2 separate regions of the Homo sapiens genome follow, and region 2 is linked to region 1. A link is an interaction called in ENCODE POLR2A ChIA-PET data of the cell type or tissue named here. Cell type or tissue: OCI-LY7. All regions are shown on one strand. Links, peaks and the distances in the headings refer to the core of each region. The heading gives the core; the rest is flanking DNA.

The links. Peaks named below come from ENCODE experiments on the same cell type or tissue, not always from the same donor. Only the 100,000 strongest peaks of a DNase experiment are listed, where the experiment ranks them.
Region 2: POLR2A ChIA-PET joins it to region 1 with 12 read pairs; 3 of 35 experiments call an interaction of 5 or more read pairs at or near these places.

What each region holds. Positions count from the first base shown.
Region 1 is chr3:132,256,338-132,271,948 of GRCh38, reverse strand. No RefSeq gene overlaps it. Among named protein-coding and RNA genes, the nearest start is that of TRC-GCA9-1, 32 kb to the right of the region's middle. In OCI-LY7, for the core only: a CTCF peak has its summit at 2,803 (motif pointing right); no DNase peak of the experiment used is centred there.
Region 2 is chr3:132,316,884-132,332,494 of GRCh38, reverse strand. ACP3 (acid phosphatase 3) reads right to left here and starts at 15,088. Exons shown (of 10, transcript NM_001099.5): 1 at 14,919-15,088; 2 at 4,133-4,228; 3 at 762-848; 4 at 151-303. The coding sequence starts at 15,038. In OCI-LY7, for the core only: no CTCF peak of the experiment used is centred there; DNase peaks (open chromatin) are centred at 6,004 and 6,684; H3K4me3 peaks cover 473 bases; H3K27ac peaks cover 1,445 bases.

The sequences.
Region 1 (15,611 bases), core at 2,475-10,474:
AACAATAATTTATTGTACATTTAAAAATAACTAAAAGAGCTGGGCATGGTGGCTTACACCTGTAATCCCAGCACTTTGGGAGTCCAAGGCGGGCGGATCACCTGAGGTCAGGAGTTCGAGACCAGCTTGGCCAATGTCGTGAGACCCCATCTCTACTAAAAATACAAAAATTAGCCGGGCATGGTGGTGCACACCTGTAATTACAGCTACTCAGGAGGCTGAGGCAAGAGGCAGAGCTTGCAGTGAACCGAGATCGTACCACTGCACTCCAGCCTGGGCAACAGAGCAAGACTCCATCTCAAAAACAAACAAACAAACAAACAAAAAACAAAACTAAAAGAGTGTAATTGGTATGTTTGTAACACAAAGAAATGATAAATGCTTGAGGTGATGGATACCCCATTTACCCTGATGTGATGATTACACATTGTATGCCTGTATTGGTCTCATGTATCCCATAAATATACATACCCACTATGTACCTATAAAAATCAAAAATTAAAAAACCCACAAATTTATTATCTCATGGTTCTAGAGGTCAGGAGCCGAAAATAGGTCTCACTGGGCTAAAATTAAGGTGTTGGTAGGGCTGCATTCCTTCTAGAGGTTCTAGGTGAAACTGCCATTTGCTTGCTTTTCCATTTCTAGAGGCTGCCTGTATTCCTTGGTTCATGGCCCCTTTCTGTCCTTAAAGCTAGCAGTGGCTGGTTGAAACTTTCTCACATGGCATCACTCGAACACAGACTCTTCTTCGGCTTCCCTCTTTCACTGTAAGGAGCCTTATGGTTTCACTGGGCCCATCTGGGTAATCCGGGATACTCTCCCTAGTTTAAAATCAAATGACAAGTAAACTTCATTTCCTACACAACCTTAATTCTCCTTTTGCATATTGACAGTTTCCAGGGATTAGGACATGAGCATCTTTGGGGACATTATTCTGTCTACCATAGCTACCTATCTCATAGGGCTATTGAGAGGATTCAATGAGTTTTAGGCTATAAAGCACTTTGCACAATGCTTAGCATGATGTAAATAATAAATGTTATCCTTATTGGTGTGAGTATTAGCTTATGTCTTCAGTCTCTCCCTCTTTACCCTTCATACTGGACTCAGAGTTGTATTTCAGGAGACCGGTTTCATCCTATTGTCCCCATCTTTAGTTCTTACTCTGTGTCCTCCTCTGTTCTCCCGCTACACTGTGTTTTCTATATATCAGTTTACCATTCTCGCTCTCTTTCTTTTTTTTTTCTCTTTTTTTGTGATGGAGTCTCACTCTGTCCCCCAGGCTGGAGGGCAGTGGTGCAATCTCAGCTCACTGCAACCTTTGCCTCCCTGGTTCAAGTGATTCTCCTGCCTCAGCCTCCTGAGTAGCTGGGATTACAGGCATGCACCATCACGCCTGGCTAATTTTTTGTATTTTTAGTAGAGACAGGGTTTCACTGTATTAGCCAGCATGGCTCGATCTCCTGACTTCATGCCCCACCACCCGCCTTGGCCTCCCAAAGTTCTGGGATTACAGGAGTGAACCACCGTGCCGGGCCTCTCTCTCTGTTTTTTTTTTTTTTTTTTTTCTGAGACACAGTCTCACTCTGTTGCCCAGGCTGGAGTGCAGTGGTGCTATCTCAGCTCACTGCAACCTCTGCCTCTGCCTCCTGGTTCAAGCAATTCTGCCTCAGCCTCCCGAGTAGCTGGGACTACAGGCGCACTCCACTGCGCCCAGCTTATTTTGTATTTTTGTAGAGACAGAGTCTCAAACATTCTGACCTCAAGTGATCAGCCCACCTCGGCCTCCCGAAGTGTTGGGATTACGGGCGTGAGCCACCACACCCGGCCTCAACTTACTATTCTCTAATTGTTGACTTACCTGTCTTCCACCAGAATGTAAGTGATTGTGTCAAAGTATGGTGCATGAACCAGCAACATTGGCGTCACTTGGAAGGTTGTTAGAAATGCAAAATCTAAGCCCCTGCACCCCACCCCCAACCCCACTTTTGCATCAAATGAATCAAAATTTGCTTTTTAACAAGATCTCCAAGTGATTCACATGTCCGTTAAAGTTTGAAAAATATTGTTCTGAAATATAACTGCCTGATAAATTGTAGGCACTCAATAAATGTTTATTGAATAAAATAAAAATTACACCAGGCACTTGTGTTAGATGGGAGAAGCACAGAAATAACAGGCATGGTTTTCCACAGCTCGTTGAATGATTCTGCTCTTATATTTCTTCATGTCTTTGTATAGCCTACATGATGGTCATCTCAGAATTGTTTAAAGGTGCAAGCTTGAGCTCCTATGAAATTACAAAGAGGCATCACATAGTTCAGATAGGCAAGGAATTTTTAATCTGTTTTGCTTACCACCATATCCTAACACCTGGGATAATGCCAGGCATATAAGCAGATGCTTCATAAATATTGTTGAATGAGTGAATCCGTGTGTTTTTTGTTTGTTTGTTTGTTTGTTTGAGATGGAGTCTCGTTCTGTCGCTCAGGCTAGGGTGCAGTGGCACGATCTTGGCTCACTGCAACCTCCACCTCCTGGGTTCAAGCGATTCTCCTGCCTCAGCCTGCCAAATATCTGGGATTACAGGTGCCTGCCACTGCACCTGGCTAATTTTTGTATTTTTAGTAGAGATGGGGGTTTCAACATGTTGGCCAGGCTGGTCTCGAACTCCTGACCTTGTGATCCACCTGCTTCAGTCTCCCAAAGTGCTGGTATTACAGGTATGAGCCACTGCGCCTGGCTGGCCATGTGTTTCTTTTTCTCCCAGTGGGAAACTTCACCACAAGGGGGACCCATTTGCAGCTCAAATCCATTCAAGAAGGTATTTCTTTCACCAAAAAGCCTCAAGATATACCATGCTTTTCTCCTTGTTCCACCACAGGAGACTGCTAATCACTAAGAACAAACAGGCAGCTGCTCTGGAAAGTAAATGTTTAAATAAGAAAGAGGGAGAGAAAGCTGCAGGGTTTGTCACCAAAGAGAGAATGTGGGAGTTCAGTCAGGCTGGTGGGAAAAATTTTAAGATGAAATTATAGGAATTAAACACAAACCCTCTTAGAAGGCCTGGGGGTTTGTGTAAAGTGTTTGGCTGAAGACAGCTGAACTCCCTTAAAAGCGTAGGGTGTAGATACATAGGAATATAGAGTAGTTTATCTAAATAGCTTGTTTACTCATGTGGTCCTAAGACCAACCTTTAATCAACCACGGGTGCATAATTTCTGTCTACTGGTGGATCGGCAACCAGGTCAATTACCCTCTAACAGTGTTTACTCAAGACCTTTGTCATTTAATCCATACTGAATAAATGTGAGCTTTGTTGGCTGAACGGGGCCACGGCTGCTACTCTTTACAGCACCTTCCTTGGTATCTGTGAGGGGCCCGGACCCTTAGCCAGACTGACAAGCAGAATATATGTGTCAGTGTACGTTATTCATCTGTCATTGGGTCAGTGTCTGTAGGATGGACCCCCGCAAGAGAAGCCATTTGCTGGCCAACAATTCACATAGTAAGCAGGAGAATTCTTCATGGCAAAACTATTGGCAAAGTCTCCGTTATGAAAGTGTCCCTGGAATATACATTGAAACAGGTATTAAAAGTACAGGTTCTGGTCCAAGAAAACAGGGCAGGTTGTACTGGGATGAAAACAGCATAAGACTCAGAAGAGTGGATCAGCAGATCATAAACAGTGAAAGAAGATTTGAAATCTGGTGTAACAGTTCCAGTGGCTAAGACTTTTACCAGTTCCTTGGTGATGAGAAAATGGAAATTAATGCCAAACCAATCTCAGTAGATATGGAACTGTGTGCCTGCTACTGGAGCTGTGCAGTAAACTCTACATGGTTCTCATGCCATAGTCATTCTTTTTGTTGTTGTTGTTTTGTTCTTTTTTTTTTTTTTTTTTTTAGATAGAAAGCGATTTGCCCACTTTGACCTCCCAAAGTGCTGGGATTATAGGCGTGAGCCACTGTGCCTGGCCCCATAGTCACTCTTAATGAATTGTTTGCTGTTGTCCTCAAGCCCTGAATTAAACTGTACCTACAAGTATCGGCCTGGGTGAACACAGGTGACAGATGCTCAATGCTGAGATACAGGATAACTCCCTGTCCTCACTGGTTTAATGATGTTTGTTTTTCTCTAAGAATGTATTTGCAATATGTCTGCATATCCGTTCTCTGCTTAGAGAACACTGTGTCTTGACTCTCAGCTCTAAGTTCACTTTTATATCTTCTTTTACAGCCAGCATAAATGTCACCCTTTCCCAAGTCTTTCCTGACTCTCCCAAGGAGTTATTTTGACACTATCTCTGCCATCCCATAGCCTTTGTACTTACCTCTCTTATAATACAGTTACTTATTTACCTGATCATCTCTCTAGATAAACTGCCAACTACTACAGCTATAGGCTGCACCTGATTCTCCTTTAATCTTCCTCCTGACTCCCAGAAATCACCAGCATGTAGTAGGCACCTGTAAATGCTCGTAAGTAGACCTTGGTCTCATCACCAGGACAGGCAGCCAAGCCTCACTGGTTCTTGGAAGATGTTAGTTAAGGGACAGTTGACTTGCTGTGGGCAAACATCTGGCCTTTAATTATTTAGCTGGTTAAATAGACTGTGATTGTCTCTGGTTGGTAGTTGCTATCTTTTTTTACAGGAGAAATCAATCTGCTGATATATCAGTTAGAAGACAATGTTATAGATAATGCTTATACATGGTGACCTAGTTGCCAACTGCATTGTATAAGCTAACAGTATCATAACACTTTGGATTAGAAAACTTATTATCATTATTATTAAGAAATCATTTCAATTTTTATTGCTGGAAGGACTTCATCTGGAATAGAGGCCCAACTAAAATGAATCAAAATTCTGCCTTTAGAAAGCTATTCAGCTTAATCATTTTGAAGACATGCCAATGGCAAACTACAAATTTAACTAAGGGTATTATGTTTCCTCCCTCTTTTTTTCCCTTCTTTCTTTCTCTCTCTTCTCTCTCTCCCTTTTTTCCTCCCTCCCTTCCTTCTTTCACTCTTTCCTTCCTTCCTTTTCCTCAGATATTTATTGAGCACTTACACTTTGACAAGTTTTTTTTTTTTTTTTTTTGAGACAGAGTTTCACTCTTGTTGCCCAGGCTGGAGTGCAATGGTGTGATTTCAGCTCACTGCAACCTCTGCCTCCTGGGTTCAAGCAATTCTGCTGCCTCAGCCTCCCGAGTAGCTGGGATTAAAGGCATGTGCCACCGTGCCCGGCTAATTTTGTATTTTTAATAGAAACGGGGTTTCTCCACGTTGGTCAGGCTGGTCTTGAACTCCTGACCTCAGGTGATCTGTCTGCTTTGGCCTCCCAAAGTGCTGGGATTACAGGCGTGAGCCACTGTGCCTGACTTGACAGGTCTTTTTTAGGCATAAGAGATAAAAAGTAAAGGAGCCATAACCCCCTGACTCCCAGTTGCTTTCTTTCTAGGGCTTTTCATTTGGAAAAAAGGAGAGAGAAGAGGGAGACTTTGAAATTTGTAAAAATGAATTAAGAGCAAGAGTTGGCAGCTAGTGATCAGCTTTGCACCAGTTGAGACAGCACTAAAAGGGTAAAATGTTACATCAGATAGTAAAATTCATTATTTAATTGCCATAAATCTAGACTGTATTAATTGCTCTTACTATATTTATATTGTATCAAATGAATACAAGATGTGGCCCCTGTCCTTGGGAACTTCATCATTAGAGTTATATCTTTTATGGAAATATAAGTTCTTTGTCAACATGATGAAAGGCTAGCATTTTTATGTCTATGGAAATGCTGGAGGAAACATGGTTCTAAGGGTTTGCCTTTCTAGTCTAGATCAGTAATTCTCAACATGCCATCCCCAAACTTCCAGCATTATTGTCAATTGGGAATTTGTTAAAAAGGCAAATTATTAGGCCCAAGTCAGAGCTACTGAATCTGAAACTCTGGGGCAGCAATCTATGCTTTAACAGGCTTTCTCTCTGTAATTCTGATGCATGCCCAAGTGTGACTGAGAACCACTACTCCAGTCTTGACCCTTGATATGCATAGTGTGGTCCCTGGACCAGCAGCAGTCGCTCGGAGCTTGTTAGAAATGTAAAGTCTCAGGCCCCAGTCCAAACCTACTAAATCAGTATTTGCACTTTACCAAGATTCTCATGCGATTTGTAAGCACATTGTATTTTGCAAAGCACTGCTCTAGACTAGATTATCCCTTGAAGGGCATTGAGCCAGAGCCAGTCTATGACTCCTCCCATTTCAGCCATCAAAGCACTGAAGTAGAAGGTAACAGGCTGTTCCTTCCACTTCCCTCAGCACTTGAGTGTCATTATCTAGAATTGGCATTTTGCAAATTTGGACAACATTGCAGTTTCTACAGAGAAGACTCTGCTCCTGTCCATGAAGACTGGGAGAGGTACCATATGAAATATAATCAGTTTGCTAGTACCAACAGATTGCTATTAAAATCATTTCAGTGTCAGATTTCCCCTTTCTTAAGATATAATTAGGTTTTCTGTCTGGAGGAGGGATAATACAGTTTCCAATGTAAGTGGGTCAAACAGATTTACAAAATAATGAGTAATAGGAGAAATTTGGAATTTCTCAGCCTGGTATTACTTTGGTATCAGGAAGGGCCAGTTTAGTTAAAGTGATGAATACAAGATATTGCAATTCTTCCCTAATGGATTGGTAAATAGCTGCTGTCCCTATGCCACCCCAGCTGCCCAGCTCTTCCTTTGGACTCTCCCTAGAGCTCCACATGACTCAGCAGTCTGCAATCAAGGTATTCTTGCCTGGCACATCAGGAGTCCCTAGGATCTTAAATAATGTGATTTGCAACTCTTCTGGTTTGTTAATGCTCTTACCCTACCACTTGTTAGATAGAGTCAATCTTTACTATTTGCAGATTCCATATTTGTGAATATACTTACTTGATACAAATTTATTTGTAACTCCCAAATCAACAGTTGTGATGCTTTCACAGTCATTTGTGGACATGTTCAGAGTGGGTAAAAACTTGAGTTGTCCAACAAGTGTGGTCACAGGCTCCAAGGGTTTAGCCAGTAAGCTCTATCAAACATTTGTAAAACAAGTAATTCCAGTCTTAGACACCATTTTATGTAAACAGAGACTCATTTAATGAATTTAGCATAATTTTGATGTCCAATCTGATAAAGTATGAATACAAAAATCATAGCAGAATCTTGCTTGTTAACATGGAAGCAAAAATGCTACGCAAAAAATCAGGAAATTCAATGATGTGTACAAAATGTCACATAAACAAAATGGATTTTTCCCAGAAATGCAAGGATGGCTTAATATTAGAAAATCTTTTAGTGTAATTCTCCACCTTAAGAAACTTATGCCATGATCTCAATAGATAAAAAGAACTCCAATAATATTCATCATTTTTAAAAAGAAGAAAAACTAACGCATCAAGAATAGATGGGAATCGCTTTAACCTAATAAAAAGTAGCCCCTCCACTCCCCCCAGTGATTAAGATGTTGTGACCAAAGGCTTGCAGGAACCTACCTAGTATTTCCTTAGGAGCAGTGGTTGAGTATTTGCTAAATGAGAGTTCCAGGTGAATTTATAGTACATAACTACCATGAATAATGAGAATTAACTGTATTTAAAATATCATCTTATGGGTGTGGTTTATACGTATTTTAATCTTTACTCTTGAAAGCTTTGTGAAAAAATGTGAAGAGTGCCGTCATCTCACCTTTTCATTGGATTGTGACTGTTTTAAAGTACTTACTGGGCGGGAATGGAGAATGGAATAGTCAAATGTTGCAGAAGGATATTCTCTGCGTGAATGTCTTCATCTTTGGATTCCCAAGGCAGCATTTATTAAATATTTCCCGAGTATGGTTAATTGATTGTGCATCTTCAAGGGGAAATTCCACGAACCAGTGATGTAGTTGTGAGGAGAGATTGGGATCTAGTTAGATCCTTGACTGGTGATTCTTACAAAATTCTGATTCCTTTTGCTACAAAGTGGATGTGAGGTGCCATAGAGAGAAAGTAGTAGGGAGAGCACAAAGCCATGAGCAAGACAGACATGTAAACAATTCCCACTCTATAATCATAGCTATATTTGAATGGTTGTAGGAGAAGCTGTGGGAAATTGGAGGAGGAAATGCCTGCCTTTTCTAGGAGGTTTCATGGAGAAGGAGATATTTGACTTGTGTCTTGAAGTATGGAAAGTCATTTTATTTATTTATTTATTTGAGACAGGGTCTCGCTCTGTTGCCCAGATTAGAGTGCAGTGGCACAATCATGGCTCACTGCAGCCTCAAACTCCTGGGCTCACGCCATCCTCCTGTCTCTGCCTCCCAAGTATCTGAGACTACAGGTGGACAACACCTAATTTTTCTTTTTTTTCAGAGATGAGGAGTTTCTATGTTGTCCAGGCTGGTCTCAGACTTGGGATCCAGTGATTCTCATGTGTCTGCCTCCTCAAATGCTAGAATTACAGTTGTGAGCCACCAGGGGAAGGAGTTCTTTAGGTAGGCAAGAGGGTGACATTAATTGAGGATTGAGAGGGGGTAGAATTTTAGGCAGAGATAGGGGAATTAGCAGAGGAATGGAGTTGTGTCCAGAGTGTGTGTGTGTGTGTGTGTGAGTGTGAGGGTGTGTGATATGTATGTGGAGTGTGTGGGGTGTGTATGTGCAGTGTGTGTGTGGTGTGTATGTATGAGCATGTGTGTGGTATGTGTGGGGTATATGTTTCTGTGTGTGAGTGGGTATGGTGTCTGTGATGTATATGTGTGTGTGGTATGTGTGGGTGTGTGTGGTGTATGCGGTGTGTGTGACAGTGTGTATGGTATGTGTGTATATGATGTGTATGTAGAGTATATGTGGTATGGATGGAGTGTTTGCATGGCGTGTGTGTGGTGTGTGTGAGTGGGTATGATGTGTATGTAAAGTGTGGTGTGTGAGTGTGTGTGAAGGAGGTTGAGCAGATAAGAAGGGGACAAAATGTTGGGGATGGGGTGAGGGGTGGTGAGTATCCTGTGCTGTCAGGGGTTTGGACTTGATCTTGTAGGCCCCAGGAGAGCAGTAACAGGTTTGTTTAGGAAAGGTCACCTTGCCAGCTGTGGGAAGGATAGTCAATTAGGAAGTCCCTGTGGTAATATTAGTGCTGGTGATGACCCACTTCGCACTCCCTCTCCAGAAAAATCTCTGTGCTCTTGGGGCCTTGAAAAGCAGACCAATACCTCTGATATCATTCTCTAAATTTAACCTTTTCAGACTTGAGTGGGCATACAATCTTCTTGTTGAAATGCAATTATGGTTCCATAGGTCTGGGTGGGGTCTGAGTCTCTGTAGTTCTAATGAGCTCCGGGTGATGCCAATGCTGTTGCTCCACAGGCATGCTTTGGAGAGGAAGGCTTCACCCTGTTTGCAAACTACAATAGCCTGGATTATAAAGAAATATTGATGTCTGGTGCCACCCTAGATATTCTGATGCAATAGGTGTAGGTGTAGGGTTTAGGCGGGGCACTAAGAATTTTAAAAGTGCCCCAGGTGAGGGATCAGTTTTTTTTTTTGTTTGGTTGTTTTGTTTGTTTTAAATTTTTCAATCCCTTCATGATTTTAAAAAATACACTAAAAATAAATTAATAGAAAAATAAAATTGAGAAAAAAGACTTGCAAATATAAGCCAGAATTTAAAAAAATTATCGTTAGATTCAACAGATGTGAAATGACTGTGTCAAGTTGCTATACAGGTTCTGTTTGCTTACTCTTCATTTCTGCACTTTTCTTGTTAGCGACCAGTAACAAAGAGTAGACCTACAACAGTCCTTGGACTACACTTTGAGCATCAGTACACCACACTCATAGCTGAAACCACCAGCCATTCAAGGAGGGCAGAGAATAGGGGATTCATCATTCCAGGGGGGCAGGAGCAATTGCTTTACCTTGGGATGGCTACTGGTGGCTAGAATGGGCCTGATGGAATGAGATTTCTTGCTCACTGTGTTTCCAGATTCTATAGTACCTGGTGAGATCTAAGGGCTCTTAATGATTCCCTGGTGGTGGTGGTGGTGGTGGTGGTGGCGGTGGCTTCACCTGTCAGAAAAATCATTATGGAAGAAGAAGGAGGGAAACTTTTTCTAGCTTCTTGGGTCTTTCTCTATAAATCTTTTCTCTTTGCCTTCAAGTTTTGTTGTGGTATAGTTATTGGGTTTAAACTTCCTCCTTGAGAATGGTGACAGCTACCTTCTCCCACGCTATATTTTGCAATAAGCCTTGTTATTTTGTACAGGTTATTTCTTTTCCATGCCTTAAAATGCCAGCTAAAACCCTTAGGACAATGTTACATAGAAGTAGCGAAAGTCATTGGGTGCCCATGAGTTGTTTCTGACTTTACAAAAAATGCATTCAATGTGTTACCACATTTTTTTCTTTTTCTTTTGCTGGGGGTGGGAATTTGTGGGGGTTACTCTTTATTAGGTTAAAGAAATTCTCCCCTATTCTCGATATGTTAGGAGTTTTTCTTCTTTTTTAAAATGATGAGTATTATTGAGGTTCTTTTTAATCTATTGAGATGATGACATAAGTTCATAAATGTATTAAGTGGAGAATTAAAAGATTTTCTAGACTGGGCGCGGTGGCTCACGCCTGTAATCCCAGCACTTTGGGAGGCTGAGGTGGGCAGATCACGAGGTCAGGAGATCAAGACCATCCTGGCTAACATGGTGAAACCCCGTCTCTACTAAAAATACAAAAAATTAGCTGGGCGTGGTGGTGGGCGCCTGTGGTCCCAGCTACTCGGGAGGCTGAGGCAGGAGAATGGCATGAACCCGGAGGCAGAGCCGAGATCATGCCACTGCACTCCAGCCTGGGTGACAGAGCAAGACTCTGTCTCAAAAAAAAAAAATAAATAAAAATAAAAATAAATAAAAAAATAAAAAATAAAAAAAGATTTTCTAGTGTTATGCCTTCTAATGAAAGTATTTCTGGGAAAATCCATTTTATTCATGTTATATTTTATACACATCACTGGATTTGCTTTACTTTGTGTTTAGCATTTTTTGCTTAGTTAGTAATAAGAGTGTCCTGTGACTTTTCTCATTCATACTTCATCATATTGGACATCAAAGTTATGCTAAACTCATCAAATGATTCTCTGTTTACCTGAAAGAGTTTATAGAAGACTAGAATTACTTGTTTAATGAATGTTTCGTAGAGCTTGCTGGTTAAACCCTTGAAGCCCGAAGTTTTTGTGGGCAGATTTTTAACTAATGACTCAAATTCTATAATTGTTGTAGTGTTCACTTATTTTTGTAGTGTGAATACTCCCACCCTGGCCAACATCAAGCTACCAACAGTTTAACAATCAGCTCACAAAATTCTTTAATAATTGACTTAATAATTGACTCCTGGATTCCTGTCTGAGATGGATGCATGACACCCATTGATAGGGTTGTATCTTCTGGATTTTTAATTGAAATTGCATTATATTTTTCTACAAATTTATTCATTTCTTTGTTTTCAAATTTATTGGCATAAAATTATACTATTCTCTCGGTATCTTTTAAATCTCGACATTATATTTAGCTATGTCCTTTACATTTTTAATATTATTTTTTTTCCTTGCTCAATCATGCAAATAGTTTGTCAACTTTTGTCTTTGTTGGTCCTCTCTACTGTATATGTGCTTTATATTGCATTAATTTCTACTTATCTTTATTTTTTCTTCCATCTACTTTTGCTGGGTTTATTCTGTTTCTCTTTTCTTAACTTCTTAAGTGGGATGCTCTGTCTGCCAAGGTCCTGGCAAGAAATAGATGGCATAGTCAAAGGAAGACTTAAGAGAGTGTAAGGAGGAGAGTATTTACATAAATGTGTCAGGGTTAAAGAAACCAATAAGAGATGAGTTACCCAGAACTAGCAACAGTAGTAAGCCTCATTACTCAGTTGTGAGGGGGAAGGTAGACTCTTTCCAGACCTTTGATAAAGGGGCTGCTCAAAAAAGCCACGACCTTGGGCCTCTGCTAAAACCATGGCTTTAAGTAAGGAGGGAGCAGATATATAAAAATCCTTATCCCTCTTTCTAATCTCTTATGTCCTGTGAGTGTCACCCATTGAGTAAACCCAAGTGGAAGTCAGCAGGAAAGTAGCTGGGATGATGCAGTCTTTACAGGTAAGCCTTTTGGAAGCACAGAACAATGGACAGAAGGGCAACTAATAGATCTACAGGGGTGCCCTGAAAGTGATCAGCAGAGAGACTTAGCTATTGATTTCAATCTCTCCCGTCCTCTCATTGGTATATTTAAGGTTATATATTTCCTTTTAAGTACTATTTTAGCTGCATTTCATAAATTATAAAATGAGGTAGTCCATTATTATTCATTGCCGAATATATTGTAAGTCCTATTAAGATTTCTTCTATAACCCATGAAGTATTTAGATGTATGTTTATTTCCATACATAAGCGGTTTTGTGTGTTTGGTATTTATTTCTAACTTAACCACATTGTGATCTGAGCTAGTGTGTCTGACACTAATTCCTGGGAAGTTTTTGAGACTTTATTTCCAGTCCAGTACATAACGATTCTCTCTGTGTTTGAAAAGATTGGGTGTTTTGGTTGTAGTATTCTGTGTATGTCAGTTAGTCCTCAATAGATCAAGCTTCTTATGATTTATTCAGATTTTCTATGTCTTTACTGATTTTTGTCTTGATCTGTCAATTACAGAGATAGGTGTATTGAAAACTGTCATTATGATATATTTTTTCATTTCTCTTGTTTTCTGTCAACCTTTGCTAATACATTTGAAAAATATTTTATTAGAAAGAATTTAGTCAGTATTTCTTCCTGGAGAATGCATCTCTTTAAAATATGTGCCGACCATCTTATCTTTTGTTTTTCTTTCTGTCTAAAAGTCTATCTTGATGGACAATAATGTAGCTCTACTAGCTTTATTTTGGTTAATATAATAGTGACATTTCTTTTCATCTTGGCTCTTTCATCTGGAATCACTTTTCTTCTGTAGGATGAACATTCATTACAAATTTCTTTAGTGAGAATCTGTTGGTCCATCTGTTAGGCATTTGAAAATGTCTTTACTTGTTCCTGTTTTTCAAAAATGTCTTTCTTTAACATGTAATTCTGAGTGAACATTTATTCCTCAAGGGAATTATTTTCCTCTTTACTCATTTCCAAGTTTTAAAGTGCAATTTTCCTTGCAATTTCTGGGAGTTTGGATAGGGGGATCACTGAGGGCTAAGTGTAGGTTGAACCATGGAAAATTGTTTTTCATAAGTCAAAAATAATCAAATATTGGCAATTTCTTATGGCTTAACCTTAATTGTCTACCCTTATGCTCAAATTGGATACCTTTGGGAAATCCTAGCTTTAGATAGAGGTGTTTGCTATAAGATCATCCATGTTGTTTGGGCTGTGGGTTTTGTCACCTGTCCTCCATATTCTATGAGGCCATGGAAACAGAAAATCAGTAACTTGACCAGGCAAATGACTTCAAGGTAAGAGCCAACTTTAATATTCAGTTTACTTCTTCTCGTTTTTATTTTGGCCTCTAACTATTCCTTGGTTTCTTGCAAGCTTATCAATATACTTAAAAGATATTTTGAATATTTTAGTGGCATCATTTAGTTTTCAGTGGGAGTGGTAATGGATGCAGTCTGCCATACTGCCAAAAAAAGAAGTGCTTCTCTTTGTCCTTTCTTCTCATACATTTTAAAATTGAGGTATATTCCACACAGCATAACATTCACTCATTTATTTATTTATTTATTTATTTATTTATTTATTTATTTATTTTGAGATGGAGTCTCGCTCTGTCACCCAGGCTGGAGTGCAGTGGTGCAATCTCGGCTCACTGCAACCTCTGCCTTCCGGGTCCAAGCGATTCTTCTGCCTCAGCCTCCCGAGTAGCTGGGACTACAGGTGCGCACCACCATGCCTGGCTAATTTTTGTTATTTTTAGTAGAGATGGGGGTTTCACTATGTTGGCCAGGCTGGTCTTGAACTCCTGACCTTGTAACCCACCTGCCTCAGCTTCCCAAAGTGCTGGGATTACAGGCGTGAGCCACCGCACCCAGCCACATTGACTGTTTTAAAGTATGCGATCCAGTGCTTTTTAGTGTATGCACAAAGTTACGTAAACATCACCATTATCTGAATGGAAAACAGTTTATCATCACCAGAAGAAACTGTACTTGTTAGCAATCACTCTCTATTTCCCCTTCCCCCAGTTCTTGGTAACCACTAGTTTACTTTCTGTTTTTATAGATTTGTCTATTCTGGACATTTAATATTAGTGGAACCACACAATACGTTGGTCTTTTGTCACTGGCTTCTTTTATTTAACATCATGTTTTCACAGTTCATCCGTGTTGTAGCATATATCATTAATCCATCCATTTTAATGGCTGGATAATATCCATTGTATGGAGACACCACATTTTGTGTATCCATTCCTCAGTTGATGGACATTTGGGTTTTTTCTACTTTTTGTCTTTTATGAATAATGTTGCTATGAACATTTGTAAACATGTTTTTATGCCAACCTATGTCTTCAATTCTCTTGGGTATGTACTTAGACATGGAATTGCTCACTCATCTGAGGTCATAAAAGGGTGTCTTAAGATAAATTTCTACATTCTAAAATTGGATTGCAAGGACTTGCTTGAGAGGTGATCTGTGGCCTTGATGACTTCAATCCCCCTGCCTTCCTTTCACCCACTTCAGCTTCCCCTCTTATCCCTGAATGTGCTGCTCCCTCTGCTGGGAACACTTTTCACATCCTCCTTTCACTTTACCAATTCCTGCTAATCTTTCAAGTCTCAGCTCATGTGTCATTGACACAAGGAAGTTTTCTTGACACCCCAGATGAGGTCAGGCACCTGCTTATGTGAATGATTTAGCATCCTCATTGTCTCTTTTTAGTTATTTTCTTTTACTATTAGTAATTTTACATTCGTAAGTGATTATTTGATTTTACATCTGTGTTCCTTGTTAGACTGTAAGATCCATAATGGCAGGGAAGATGCCTGTAGTTGTTCACCATTGTGTTTCTAGCACCCAGAACAGTCTTGGGAATTAGCAAGCTTTCAATAAGTATTTGATGAATAAATAGATGCAGTGAAAGCTGATTGTAAAGATGCTACATTAGTTTGCTAGAGCTGCAGTAACAAAGTGCCACACATTGGGTGGCTTAAATAACAGAAATTTATTGTCTTCACAATTCTGGAGGCTGGAAGTCCAAGATCAAGTTATCGACAGGTTTGGTTCCTTCTGAGAACTGTGAGGGAAGGATCTGTTCCGGAACTCTCTCCTTGGCTTGTAGATGGCCGTCTTCTCTTTTTCAATTCACATTGTCTTTCCTCTAAGCATGTCTCTGTATTCAAATTTTCCTTTTTTATGAGGAGGAGAGTCATATTGGTTTAGACCCCACCCTAATTATATTTTTACTTGATTTCCTCTGTAAAGGCCCTGTCTCCAAATAGTGTCACATTCTTAGGTACTGAAGGTTAGTACTTCTACACATGAATTTAGAGGGACACAATTCAACCCATAACAGATGGTTATAGACTACTGCCTTTAATGGCAACTGGAGTTTGAGGCTG
Region 2 (15,611 bases), core at 3,226-11,225, 60 kb before region 1:
CCTAAATTGTCCTTTGTATCTTTATTTAAGAAAGAATTAAAACTGCACAGCTCAAGGAGTGTCCAGACTCCCAAATCCACAACTGTTGAGTAGCCTGCCTTCCTCATTCTAGGTCCATCTGAAATCTCCTGGTTTTCCCAGTATACTGACCTGATCTTCAGAAAGAGGAACTGTGTGCACCGGGATGGGCTGCCAGAGTAGGATAGGATTCCAGATGCTGACACCTTCTGGGGGAAACAGGGCTGCCAGGTTTGTCATAGCACTCATCAAAGTCCGGTCAACGTCTGTGCTTCGAATATAAACCTAGAGTAGGAAAATCAAAGCAGAAGCGAACGTAAAGGGAGCATGAGGTTTTTTTCTACAGAGCTGCCAAGGTATTAGAGAAAGGAAAGGACACCCACAGTGAAATATTACAGACATTGTGCTAACATCAGAATCATAATACTTGTTAAGGAATGAGCAATATTATGATCATGGTACAAAGCAACCTGGTTGGCCAATAGTTGAATTGACAAATGAGATCAATTAAGCAGTGGCTACTTGTCAAGCCAAAGTATTTATTCAGGTGTTCATAAAATCTTGAAATTACTCATATTCACAAACTTTTTGGAACAAAAATTTGCATAAAGAGGAATATATTTGTAAACAAGACCTCTGACTTGTATAAGTTCCTTGGAAAACAGGCAAAGCACTTTTATATATGCAGAATTATTTTAATTATTTCAAAGATCAAAGTTCCCACTCTTGGCTCCCCAACTTGCCTGTTCATGTTTATAGGACTCATTCAAGAATTTTCTATATCTCTTTCTTATATACTCTCCAAGTTCATAATGCTGCTCCATGCCCAGCTATGGGAAAAAAATAAAAGCAAAAATTAATGAAAGTAAGTTCTATGAATCACACTATCATAAAAATTTGTTGATTTTTTTTTTCATTATGTGTGTAGAATGAACAATGGTGTGGTTTAATAGTTCCACAATAATGACACATATTTAAGTGAAAACAAAAGAGCTGTACTCTTTAGTTACAGTTCCCTGACTCCCTGAGAAAACTCATTTATCTTCATTAGCACTTAACATAGAGACTTGCACATAGTAAGTGCTTAGTTGATAGTTGGGTGATTGATCTGATTTAAGTAAATGGTTCATCTCTGATGTAGTGGGATCCTTGTTGGTAGAGCATTCAAAGAGACCCACTTGGTGGGGATTTTGTGGAAGAAGCTCAACCATCTGATGAGATTAGACTCGATGAATCTGAAAGTCTCTTTCAACCTCTGTGGGCAATGCTTTACTATCTGCCCAGTTTATTAATTCCTGGTTCATAAAAAAATTAGAACATGTTACTCTAAGTGTGGTCTGTATTGGCTTCACTTAAAAGCATTATAGAAATCAAATTCTTGGGCCCCACCCTTGACCTACTGAACCAGAACCTTTGGGGGTGGTGCTCAAGAATATTTTTTAACAAGCTTCTGATGGACAGTAATCACTGAGATGCACTGCATTAGCTCAGTGGTCCACAACCATTACCGTGCATCAGAAACAAAATTATCCAGCGGTGCATGTTGAAATGCAGATTCCTCAGCATCTCCATCAGAGATTCCAGCTCATTAGTTCCTGAGTGGGGCCCTGACATCTGCATTTTAACAAGTCTCCCAAGTGATTCAGATGCATGTAGTAGAGCACCATGCTTTGGAAATGCAGCATTCAAGTTTGTCTTTAATCCAGAGCCTTACTAGAGCTTTGGGAGCCAGAGAGGAGGTTGTTACGGTGGCTGCTGCTTGGTCCCACTTGTCATTTGCTTGTCACACTTGTCATTTGCTTGACCACCACTATAATCACTTCCCATCTACGATAGGGACAAGGTGGGAAAGGAATAATATACCGTGACCTGAGTAGCGGAGAAGCAGGTACTTTAGGTCTAATTGTGTTCTTACAGCTGACTTTTTAAATAGTCGTCTGTATGAAGCAGTGATTTTCACACTTTAGCATGCACAGAATCACCTGGAGGACTCAATAAAACACAGACTTCTGGGCTTTAATTCCAAAGTTTATGGTTCACTGGGTATTGCGTGAAGAATTTACATTACTGAGAAGTTCCCACGTGATGGTGATGCTGCTGGTCCAGGGACCACACTTTAAAAACCACTGATCTAGACAGCCATCATCTTATGATTATGCAGATTAAAAATACCTAGACAAGGCAGATTAAAAGTACCTAGACACTGATCTAGACAGCCATCATCTTATGATTATGTAGATTTAAAGTACCTAGACAAGGCTGGGTGTGGTGGCTCAGGCCTGAAATTCTAGCACTTTGGGAGGCCAAGGCGGGTGGATTGCCTGAGCTCAGGAGTTTGAGACCAGCCTTGGCAACATGGCGAAACCCCATCTCTACTAAAAATATAAAAAATTAGCCAGGCGTGGTGGTGCTCTCCTGTAGTTCCAGCTACTTGGGAGGCTGAGGCACGAGAATTGCTTGAATCTGGGAGGCAGAGGCTGCAGTGAGCTGAGATCGAGCCACTGCACTCCAGCCTGCGGGGACAGAGTGAGACTCCATCTCAAAAAAAAAAAAAAAAAAAAAAGTACCTAGACAAGGGTAGGAATCTGAGCCCTAGAACCTTGTCACTTCAAATGTGGTCCATGTACCAGTGCCATTGTCATCCTTGGGAGTATGTTAGACATGCAGAATCGCAGGTCCCACATCAGACCTGCTGAATTAGAATCTACATTTTGACAAGATTCCCAAGTGATTCATTTGCACATGGAAGCTTGAGAAATACTGCCCTAATAGAATCTGATGGGTAATCAAGGTTCTTCAGAAGAAGAACTCAGATCCTGCAGCCTAGAAGAATCTTTTGGTCTTAATGGGAAAACATAGCAACAGAACAGGAGTCTATACAGAGCCATAGGTATTAACAAGCAAATCTGAATTTTTGTAGCCTCTCTTTCATTCAAAGGGACAGAAGATGGGTAGGCTATGGTGAGAAGAGCTTTGACCTGGGAGACAGAAGATGCTGGTCTCAAATAGCCTGCCTGAGTTTTCTCCTCTATGAAATATAGTCAGGGCAGAAATTCTCAGCCTCGGCTACACATTAGAGTGAACTGATCACCAAGGAGCTTCTAAAAATCCCAATGCCCAGGACACATACTAGACCAATTAAATAAGAACCTCCCAGGCAGACATCAATATATTTTTTAAACCTCTCCAGATAATCCCAATGTTTTGGCAGGATTAAGACCCATTAGTTTTTGAGACATTCTACTCTAAAGATTCTGTGACATTTTCTTAATTAATATATTTAAACAGATCAGGACAGAAGCAATTCACCTGGCCTTGTGGCTCCAAACAGAAGAGTCATCCAATCTTACAAGCAAAGGGAATAGGGCTTTGGAACAGTGACTAAAGATGGCTTTGCTCCCCAGTTCACCTTCTCCTTAGATGCTCTTCAGAAAGTAGGGCTCCCTGTGTTTAACTGACCACTTATAAGGAAGGTCAAATCCCAATATATCCAGCTGACAAGAAATCATATTCTGATATCAGCACTTTGGGGAATCATGTTTCCCAATGCTGTTGATTCAGCTTATTGATTACAAGACTATTTTTCACTTTCTCATGTGAAGCCTAAGAAATTCAAATCCTGGCTTATGATTACCACTTGGCTCTCTTCAGCATTTCTAAGCTCATATAGTCTTTGTTCATGTACATCTCTTACATTTAAATAAAGCCAGAAGGGCAAAAAATATCAAAACAGACAATTCTATATACATTTCCCCTTGAGACTCATCAAGAATCTTTTTTTTTTTTTTTTTTTTTTTGAGATAGAGTTTTACTCTTGTTGCCCAGGCTGGAGTGCAATGGTGCGATCTTGGCTCACTGCAACCTCCACTTCCCAGGTTCAAGCGATTCTCCTACCTCAGACTCCCGAGTAGCTGGGATTACAGGTGCCCACCACCAATCCTGGCTAATTTTTGTATTTTTAGTAGAGAGAGGGTTTCACCACGTTGGCCAGGCTGGTCTCGAACTCCTGACCTCAGTTGATCCGCCTGCCTCGGCCTCCCAAAGTGCTGGGATTACAGGCGTGAGCCACCACACCCAGCTTCATCAACAATCTTTAGCTAAAAGTCCAACCAACCTGGGTGAGTTGGCCAAATCCTTGTGGCCATGAGGATTCCTTTATGGGGTCAGTGGGAAAGGTGTCAATGGGACTTCGGTCTCCATGCCGAAACACCTGAAAGTAGATGTGAGAGAGTGATGTTACAAACGTCACTTGGGTGTTTTGCTTCTGCTCATTATAATAGTTTTTTTTTTTCTAACTCATTGGTTTTAACTTTGGCTTCCCATTGTAATCACGTAAGGAGTTTTAAAAGATTCTGAGGACTGGCTTTCAACCTTAGTGATTTTTATTTAATTAGTCTGGGATGTGGCCAGGACATCAGGATTTAAAAAATCTCCCTGGGTAAATCTCTAGTTAAGAACCACTATTCTAAGTTCACTAACACTTTCACTGTGTTTCAGGTAATGTAAGAATCAAGATGATCAGCCATTAGAAGGCAGGTGACACATAATGGAGATCGGTTTGTACATAAGATAGGACAGAAAGGAACACAAAGCTGACAAGAGTACTTTACTGCAGACAAACTCTGATGAGAAGTATTCTTCCCTTAATGATTACAGTAATAGTGGTATAACTTTTTTTTTTTTGAAACAGTGTCTTGCTCTGTTGCCCAGGCTGGAGTGCAGTGGCGAATCCCAGGTTCAAGCAATTCTCCTGCCTCAGCCGCCTGAGTAGCTGGGACTACAGGCGCTTGCCACCACGCCCAGCTAATTTTTTTATTTTTAGTAGAGATGGAGTTTCACCATGTTGGCCAGGCTGGTCTTGAACTCCTGACCTCAGGTGGTCCACTTGCCTCGGCCTTCCAAAGTGCTGGGATTACAGGTGTGAGCCACCGTGCCCAACTAGTATAACTTTTTTTTTTTTTTCGAGACTGAGTCTTGCTCTGTCATCTAGGCTGGAGTGCAATGGCACCATCTTGGCTCGCTGTAGCCTCTGCCTCCCAGGTTCAAGTGATTCTCATGCCTCAGCCTCCCGAGAAGCTGGGATTACAGGCACACGCCACCACACCCAGCTAATCTTTGTATTTTTAGTAGAGATGGGGTTTCACCATGTTGGCCAGGCTGGTCTTGAACTCCTGACCTAGTGATCCACCTGCCTTGGCCTCCCAAAGTGCTGGGATTACAGGCATGAGCCACCACACCTGGCAACATTTTATATACAATAAAAATAATAGATTTTTAACACCACATACAATTTGTGACCATTTTGAGCCAATGATTTGTTCATTTTTTGGAGATTAGGAGTAAAAGATTGCAGGTGGGGAGGTTAGGAAAGCTAATTCTCAATACTTTAATAACATACTTCTATATTTGTACCCATGTCATGCTATTGTGATTGCACATTTCTCTTTGGGAAGAGTAGTCTGGACTTTTGAAATCTTGGTGCTTTGATTCTAATATGCTTTCTCAGTATAATATCAAACCAAACACAAAGCCATCTTATGAGCAAAAGATAAGGAAAGAAAACACTGAAGAACTACAAGATGAAGTCTACACTGATGTCAGCAAATATTTTTAATATAGAGACAGCTGCATAACACCTTGATTTATCTGAGGTTACCCGCACCTGTACTTATACTACCTGGCTAAAATGTTCCATTGAAAAGTAAGCTAAGAACCTGCTCTTTTGAAATTCTGTAAAACAGAATTCAATAGACATTAAATAAGAAAACAGTCTCAGACTTTAGTCATTTTTGAGAAGGAATTCCAAGAAAGTGGGAGATGCTTGGTTTGTGTCTCTAATATCTGAAGAAAACAGATCTTTTGGCCCTTTAAACTAGTGACAAATTAAAACTTCGGTAGAGTAGTCTACAGAAACAGGGGCAATGATGCAATAAATGTTAAGCGATCATTTTGGTCAGGTGAGAAATTACTTTCATGAATGATCCCCTGAAGGCAGGAAGGACAGCTGCATATTTTTTTGTGAGCACCTGCAGTTACTAGTCTCAGGGGTGACTTGGTCATGATCAGAAATGATTATGGTTAATCATTGATGCCTCTTTCCACAATTGAAGTACATTTTAGAGTTTTTATATCCCAGGTAAATGTGTCTTTGAATAACTAAAGTTGTTACATGGTTTCAATAAATTACAAACCCCACACTGTTTTAGTTTCTAGGGCTTCTCAACCTCAGCATTGTTGACATTTTGGGCTAGATAATTCTTTGTTGTGGGGGTTGTCCTGTGCATTGTAGAATGTCTAGCAGCATCCCTAGCCTTTACCCACCGGATGCCAGTAACATTCCCCAGCTGTGACAACTGAAAAAGGCACATTTTCTGCCATAGGGGCAGAAAATCACCCCAAGTTGAGAGCCACTGAGTTAGCCAAAGAGAAGTCAGGTGAGAGACATTGTAATAAAATAATTTACATTGCTTCCCACCAACCTATAACCACAACGGTAACTCCTTAACATTTTTTGAACACTCACTTTGTCCTGGAAACTGTGCTAAGTGCTTCTCATAGATGTAATCTTCTCATCAGTTCCACAAAGCAGTTACTATTATTATTTCCATTTCACAAATGAGGAAGTTTAGCTTAATTAAGTGACCTGTCTAAACTCACACAGCATGTAAGAAGTGGTAGAGCTGATATTCAAACACAGGCTGTGCCTCCAACTCCAGCATACTTAACCACCTGTGAGAGGTTCATTTCTGTATGATCACACTCCTCACAGTCCCACCAGCTAAATCTGAATGGTCTGGGATCTAACGCTTCTTTATTAACTCTACTTAGTATACTCTTTTCCTCTAGGATTGGAAGGGGTGTGTGTGTGTGTGTGTGTGTGTTTTGTATCAGAAGAAACCAAAACCTTGATACGGAAACTACCCCGAAGGCACTGTGAACTATGTATATTATTGAAAGAATAGAACTGAGGTTATGCAACTAAATGACAGAATGGCCTGAGAGAGAAAAACAAGTGTGGTCACCTTAGCAGAGTGTTTTGAAGAGCAGAGAACTGGAACATAATCATGAGACTTGGGCAAACTTTCTCACTCTGGCCCATAGTTCAGAAATAATTGTACTCCCCTACATTTCAGTAGGTTTTAAGTGTTTCCAAGGTAGTTGCTCAAACATGCTGTCAACCCTTTGGAAGGGATGTCCTGGAGAAACACTTAATAAACCATTCTCCACTTCCAGGGCTGGAAATCAAAATGTGTGCACACACCCCTCCCGCAGGCAAATGTGAAGCTGGTGTTCCTTGAGCTTTTGGAGTTTCAAAATTCAGCTGGAGTTCTTGGACTATGCGAAGACATTCTTTTAATTCTGTGGTAGAGCAATCTTCTTAACTGCTGCTCTACCAATTATTACCTCTGTGCTCAGTCCAGCAATCATACTCTATGAAATCCTTTAAAAACCTAAAAATACTTTATTAGCAATTAGGATTTTTGCAGTAGTAGTGGTAATTGTAATAGAAAGACATCCAAGATAATAACAATTCCTGGCCAGGCACAGTGGCTCATGCCTATAATCCCAGCACTTTGGGAGGCTGAGGCAGGCGGATCATGAGGTCAGGAGATCAAGACTATCCTGGCCAACATGGTGAAACCCCATCTCTACTAAAAATACAAAAATTAGCTGGGTGTGGTGGCGCATGCCTGTAGTCCCAGCTACTCGGGAGACTGAGGCAGGAGAATCACTTGAACCTGGGAGGCAGAGGTTGCAGTAAGCCGAGATCGTGCCACTGCACTTCAGCCTGGTGACAGAGTGAGACTCCGTCTCAAAATAAATAAATAAAAATAAAAAAAAATAATAATTCCTTACATTTGCACAACCCTCCATGGTTTGTAGAATTTTCCCCTGCTACCTCTTTTAATTATTACATCCCCGTCTGAGGACAGGTTGGCACTACTGCTGCACTGAGCAAGTAAGAAAACTATATGATCAAAGAGATCATGTAGCTGTCCAGATCTCCTAATTCTCATGATAGTTGGCCCACTGTTTCCCCATCATACTACAATCACTTCACACTTTTAAATCATAGGTAACTGTTTTTAAAAGGACTTTTGGTTTGGTGCCCCCATGAATGAACCTGCTCCACTGAATCTGCTAAACAAATCTGGCATGTGGCTTAGGGTGTGGAGAACCTGGTGAGTACAGTCGAGGCTATATCCAGTGGAAAATGTAAAGATATACAAAAGTGGAGTTTTTTTTTTTTTTTTTTTGAGATGGAGTCCTGCTCTTGTTGCCCAGGCTGGAGTGCAATGGCATGATCTTGGCTCACTGCAACCTCTGCCTCCCAGGTTCAAGTGATTTTCCTGCCTCACCCTCCCAAGTAGCTGGGATTACAAGCACCTGCCACCACGCCTGGCTAATTTTTGTATTTTTAGTAGAGACGGGGTTTCGCCATGTTGGCCAGGCTGGTCTCGAACTCCCGACCTCAGGTGATCCACTCGCCTTGGCCTCCCAAAGTGTTGGGATTACAGGCGTGAGCCACTGTGCCCAGCCTAAAAGTGGAGATTTTTATCATGAGCCCACCACTGTCTCCAACAATTATCAACTTGTATGTGGCTAGTCTTGTTTCTTTTATATCCTCATCACTCTTAGATATTATATCATGTTCTATTGCTCTTTGCATAAATTAAAGGTCCTTACAAGGGCTCACAAGATCTTACCTGATCTGGTCCCTACCCACCTTGATATTCTCACCTTGATGTCCTCAGCTTACCCACATGGGCCCTCCTGCTGTTACATCCAATATACTAAATTTGCTGAAGCCTCAGGGCCTTTGCTCTTGATGTCCTGTCTGCTTTGAATGTCTCAAGTCTGCGTCTTCTCTCAGCATACACACCACTCATCAATTTGAGGTCTGTCCTGAAAATTTGACCTTTACAGAGAGACATCCCTTGACCATCATTATAATTCTTGCTCAATCTCTATCTTATCTCACTGTTTTATTTCAAATAAATATTCCTGATGTTTTCTTATTTTTTGTTTTTACTAAAATTAAAAAAAATCTGGCTCCCTCCCTGTCCCTAGAAACTCCTTGAAAGCAGAAGCCTTGCTGTCACAAGCACTGCTATAACCCCAAAACAGTGCCTGGAACATAGTAATATGCAAAAAAGGCCTGTTCTGATGAACAGGTGAATCTCGGATTGGGTCTAGTACTTCCAGGTACATTATGGATTTCTTTCCAATCTTCTCATTTCATGAGGGTTTTTGATCATCATCCTTATTTATCAGCAAGGTGTGCTATGTGTGCTTTTTTTTTTTCCTTTCTTTCATCTTCTTGTCTTTCCCCTCTGTCTTAGCCCATTTTCTGTTGCTTTAACAGAATACCTGAGACTGGGAAATTTATAAAGGAAAGAGGTTTATTTTGCTCACAATTCTAGAGGTTAGGAAGTCCAAGATCAGGCAGCTGCATCTAGTCAGCTTCTGGTGAGGGCCTTGTGCTGTGTCATAACATGGCAGAAGGCATGACAGGACAAGAAGGGGCACACTGAGAGCCAAAATGGTTTTTATGATAGACTCACTGACATGATAACTCACCCACTTCTGTGATAACCTATTAATCCATTAATCTGTTAATCCATTAATCCATCAGGAGAGTAGAGCCCCCATGGCCCAATCACCTCTTAAAGGCCCCACCTCTTAAGGCTGTTACATTGGGATTAAGTTTCAACATGAGTTTTGGAGGGGACAAACATTCAAATTGTAGCAGTCTCTATCCTATTCATTTGTGCCTTTGCTTCTAGAACAGTGAGTCTGCTTCCAGACTGGATTGAAGTCTCATAAACCATCATGTTCTCCTTTCAGGTTTGGAATTGGAGACACATCATAAAACTTTGGGGTGATTCTGGAAGTCCTAAAAGGAACCTTATCTCCTGACATTAAATTCTTCTTATTATTTTATTAGGGTATACTCTAAGTTGTGAAAATCTCGTGATGCACAAAGATAACTATGAGTAGAAGTCTATTTTATTTTCTTCTTTTAGGACCTAAGAAATAAATCCATTGGTAAAGAAAATTAAAAATAAAATAGTTTGGGCAGAAATAATTGAGTAATGTAAATGAGTGTCATTTCAGAGGTTAGAAGGAAAGCTGGCTGACCTTGAAAGGAATCAGCATGAGAATATGTTCTGTACTCCCCGTGAAGCAATCAGGACAAGTCTAATAAGACTTTGATCCAGAGACTGGGACGAACACAGAGGCCTGCAAATAAGGGAAGCTGTAAAAACTGTGTATTATGTTGTGTAGAAGATGTGTGATATATCAGAAAAGGTCTGGGTTTTCAGTTGGTTAGACCTGGGTTCAAACTCCTGCTTTGTCAAGGTCCTGCTGGGTGACCTTGGGAAAATGATTTAACTTAACATTCTGCATGCCTCAATTTCCCTTTCCTTTCCTCAATTTCCTTTCGTGTAAAACACAAAAGCATTATTTCTCATCCAGGAGCATCATGAAAATTAAATGTGTAATATATGTAAAGCCATCAGTATAATACCGAGCACACCGGATGCATTTGATATGTGGGATTTATTATTATATTTGTTATAATTATTTTTGTTGTTATATTATTCAGACATTTAGCTTAGCTAACATATATACTTCCTTTCCTGCTGACAATAATTTGCAGCATATAGGGCAAATGAGCACTACCTATTGAGCAATGGGAAACAGCACTCTCCTTCGAGACATACCTCTGTTAATTTCTAATCATCTCTCCCTACTTTTATTTCCTTGGCTGAGAGGAATAATTAATTATTCCTTTGCATTTAGGATACTGAGAAGCACCCACAGGAATAACCTGGTTGGCTGAAATGTCTTGGCCAAATGCACCCTGAAAATTTGTGAAATGCATTGGCATAAATCTGGGGAGAAGCTCATGTAAGCAAACTGAACTGAGCCTGGCTCAGTACCAACTCTCAGCGCACGGTGCTGTTTCCGGCAAATGTCTTTGAAAAACCTGTGGTCTCCAGACAGCTTGGCTGTTCCTTGGATACAGTGATTAGGAGCCATACAGCAAGGGAGAGAGATTGTATGTAAGGTTGTTTGTGAACTGAGGCAGGAGACCTGATTTTTGCTTTTCAGTGGAATTTTATCTGGTCCATCTTTTTTTTTTTTCTTTTTTGCAGAGATGAGGTCTTACTATGTTAACCAGCCTGGAGTCTTGCACTCCTGGCCTCAAGCAATCCTTCTGTTTCGGCTTTCCAAAGTGCTGGGATTACAGGTGTGAGTTGCTGCACCCAGCCTCTGGTACCTCTTTTTATAAGCCAACCCAAGCGACAGGGTTTTTCCCTGTTGTCCAGGCTGGAGTGCAATGGTGTGATCCTAGCTCAATGTGGCCTCACACTGCTGTGCTCAAGTGATCCTCTAGCTCCACCTTCCCTAGTAGCTAGGAGGTCCTTCATGTCCATAATGTGGAAGTTACCCATTCCAGTATATAGATTATGTGCTGAGAATTTGGAGGCTGCTTCCATCAAGAATATCATATTATGCCAGGCGCAGTGGCTCACGCCTGTAATCTCAGCCCTTTGGGAGGCCAAGGCTGGTGGATCACCTGAGGTCAAGAGTTCAAGACCAGCCTGGCCAACGTGGTGAAACCCAGTCTCTATTAAAAATACAAAAACTAGCCAGGCATGGTGGCACACGCCTGTAATCCCAGCTACTTGGGAGGCTGAGACTGGAGAATCACTTGAACCTGGGAGACGGAGGTTGCAGTGAGCCAAGATCACGCCATTGCACTCCAGCCTGGGCGACAGAGTAAGACTCTGTCTCAAAAAAAAAAAAAAAACCCAAGAATATTATATTACTTGATTAAGAATTCTGCATGAAGAAAGTCAACCATGAAGAATGAGAAGAGTGTATACCTTGTAAGTCATCATTCCTTTCTTAACACCGGTGAAATGAGATGGAATTTTTCTGTCTTGGATCAGCTGAACTTGTGGGTTTTCTCTGGGTTAGGGGAGACAGGATGCTTTAAAATGACATTTTTCTATTTCTGGATGATATGGTGCATGAAATAACTTAAAAAACTCAAGTGGGTGTGTGTGGGAAATGAGTGGCTATGCAGATGAAACAAGATTGCATGGGTGATAGTCTTTGAAGCTGGTTGATGAGGACATCCAGATTCACCATATTTACGATTCTTTCCATATAAAGTTAAAAATGTCAGTTCTCTCAGTGTTTTCTACAGGACATTGGGGAAAAAAAGAGGGAGGTGAATGCTGTAATCAAAATTTTGAAAACAGAGTTTGGAAAACACTAGATCCTTTCCTTGAAAGCCACAGTGCGTATTAGCATGTTAAAGACTTAGGATTACTGCATTAAAGAGACCTTTTAAACACAGTTTAACCCAGTTCTATTCCCAAAGCTAACTTGACTATTGAAACTGATTTTTTCCCCATGTACACCTGTTAACAACTTGTCAAACTAGCATTTCATGGGTCACAGGCACTTCAGTTAGTCCGAGAACAAGAACCAAGGACAGTTTCCTCCTCTTTCTGCTGAGAACAGCTTTTCAGAATTGGGGAGGATTTATTTTTCTCGGATCACAGAGGAAAAGCAAGGGAACCACCTGCTGATTCAGAGTCAAGCTAATCCAGCAAACCTTACAGGGGGATCTCAGACTAGCTCCATGTGCTGGGTTATATACACACAGCAGGAAAAGACCATGTCTAGTGATAAAGGGAAAGGCATCCGGGGTCAGAGAGCCTGGGTTCAAATTCTGTCTCCACCATTCCATCTGTGTGACCATGGGCAAGATGCTTAACCTTTTTGTGCCTCAATTTCTTCATCTATAAAATAGGAATAATAAGTTTTACAAAACTTTATAGAATGGTTGCCAGATTTGGCAAATAAACATACAGGATGCCCAAATATTGCATGGGACTAAAAAATTATTTGCTATTTATCTGAAGTTCAAATTCAAATGGTCATCCCATATTTTATTTAACGACCTTATTTTAGAGGATTGTTGACAGGCTTATGTGATACAATTCATATTGAACACTCAGAACAGTGCCTTGTAAGCACTCAATTGCAGTAAGTACTTGCAGTAAGCACTCAATTGACTATTGGTTATTATCATTAATATTACCACTTTAGTTATGGGCATCTTTTAAAACAATTCTGGTTCTCCTAATAATTTTCTAAGAGTTATCTCATTTGTATAAATTAACCACTTATAGTCAAATATTCTCTTTAGTCAATAAAAATAAGAAACTGATGTTTATTGGCTTAAGTACTTAGATGGACGTTGTTTTATAAGGGCCAAGAAAGATGTATTAAATGGCCCTTCATCTACCATTAATGGAAGGAAATCATGGTAGGAAAAAATAGTTAACACTGGCTTTGTGCAATATTTGTTAATTTTTTTAGTTCTAAGAGAGCTAGCTTTGTATTTTGGCTTTCCTCAGGAAAGAATTAACTTGCAGTCCCTGAATATAGGAAACCCACAACAATTTGGTAGTCAAAGGAAGTTAGCCTGGGCTAACTTGGGTAAAACATGGAGGAGGGAATACATCATGTACAGTGAGCTTGGAGTAACTTGGATTTCTCAGAGGACTGCCACTCAACCAGCTTGTCACAGGTTTACAGTATTACAAGCACGGCAGATGCAGTACAATTTCTACAGTCCCTAAACTTGCCTCATGCACATGTTAGCAAGAAAACTACTGATAGAAGTACAAGCCTAGCTCACATGGGTTTCCCTAAAGAAGGCACACAGTATTATATATTTTTTTTCTGCACAGAAGTCTGACAGCTGGTGAATCATTTGTAAATAAATTGATAGTTTGTTTCACTGGGTTTTCTGTCATTGTTGACTCATGACCTAGTAAGGATTTACTGGACTATAAGAATAATGATTCAAATAAGCACATGGGTATCATATTTTCTGTAGAAAGTAAAGAGCTTTGAATATCCCATGCTGAAAAAAAAAAAAGCCTGAACTTTAATTTTTAAGGAAACAGTGACTTTCCTTCAAATTATAAAAATAATTTTTGAGTATTCTTGACAGAAAGAAAATTTACCTACTTATCAGCCCACTTTCACTATCTCAAATAAAAAAATGTAGGGAAGAGAAAGAAAACGAGAGAGGAAAGGCAAGAAGCAGCTTAGAGGCTTAGAGGCAGAGAAAGAGTGAAACAGAAGGAAAAAAAGATACAGAAACAGAAAATCAGACTCTTAGGTAACATGATGAATCCCCTTCACTTTGCAAACCCTCTTTCCATCTATTTTCAAACAATGTCAACAGTATATTTTCTTTTCTTGATATTATGCATCAGCCACCCCCCACCTTTTTTCATAACTGGTCACATGTGCCAATGATTTTAATCGTCAACTAAATCTATATATCAGAAAATCATCCTAAAATTCCAAATTTAGATTCACTTTTATGCTTCAAGGTTGTTTACAAATAGTTGTTCTAATTTCCTGATAAACAAAGGTGAAAGGACTACTTAATTCAGAAAATGACTGTTTTTTGGCTTGCAAACAAATAATGATTAAATTGAATGAAGCCAGCTCTTGGTACATAAACAGCGCCAGCTGTGGTTTCTTCTGGACTGGTGTGGCTGTCAAAAGGAATCTGAATTCAAGGCAGTTGTAAAGTAAGTAAATAAATAACATCAGCAAAAGCAAATAAAAAGCAACCCCTAAAAAAACAGCGACCAAAAAATATTTTTGTTAGGACACGTTAGGTCTTCATTAAGAGGAACTTGCAAAACTTGATTATTCACTTTCTGAGTTTGAACAGAGCCTGGTCTCTGGGAAACAATCCAAGGATAAGATGAAACCTGACGCTTGCCTTATCAGACTTTGCTGGGAACACAGTTTTAAGGAAAAAGCAATGAGAAAAGTCTACTTACCAAAGTCACAAACTTCAACTCCTTGGCTAGTACACTTCGGTCTAGCCAGAAAAAAAGCAGAAACAAGAAGCCAAGGCTAAGGCTTGCTGCCCTGGCCAGGAGGAGGGGTGCAGCTCTCATGTTGAGGAGAGCTGTTTCTGGCAGGAGTTAGGAGGAACTGCTACCACTTCAAAAGCCTGTAGAGGGGAAGCTATTTAATTAAGGGATTGAAAGGGAAGGAGGAGCCACACTCATAAGTAGTAAAGTTTCCAGGAAGCGTAGGGCAGGTTTGGTATGTAAATAATGTCATGTAAATTTTGAGCTGAGAGAGATCACAGTTTCCCCATTTAAGTTAGGACACCAAGGCCAAGAGCGGGGAAAGCTGTTGATCAAGGTCACAGAGCATGTTAGCAGACATTTCTATCCTTGTTTTCAGTTTACTTTTATCTTTGTTTTTTGTTTTTTTTTTTTTGAGACAGAGTCTTGCTCTGTCATCCAGGCTGGAGCACAGTGGCACAATCTCAGCTCACTGCAAACTCCGCCTCCCAGGTTCAAGCAATTCTCCTGCTTCAGTCTTCCTGAGTAGCTGGGATTACAGGCGTGCACCACCACACCCGGCGAATTTTTGTATTTTTAGTAGAGACGGGGTTTCACCATGTTGGTTAGGCTGGTCTCCAACTCCTAACCGCATGATCCGCCTGCCTTGGCCTCCCA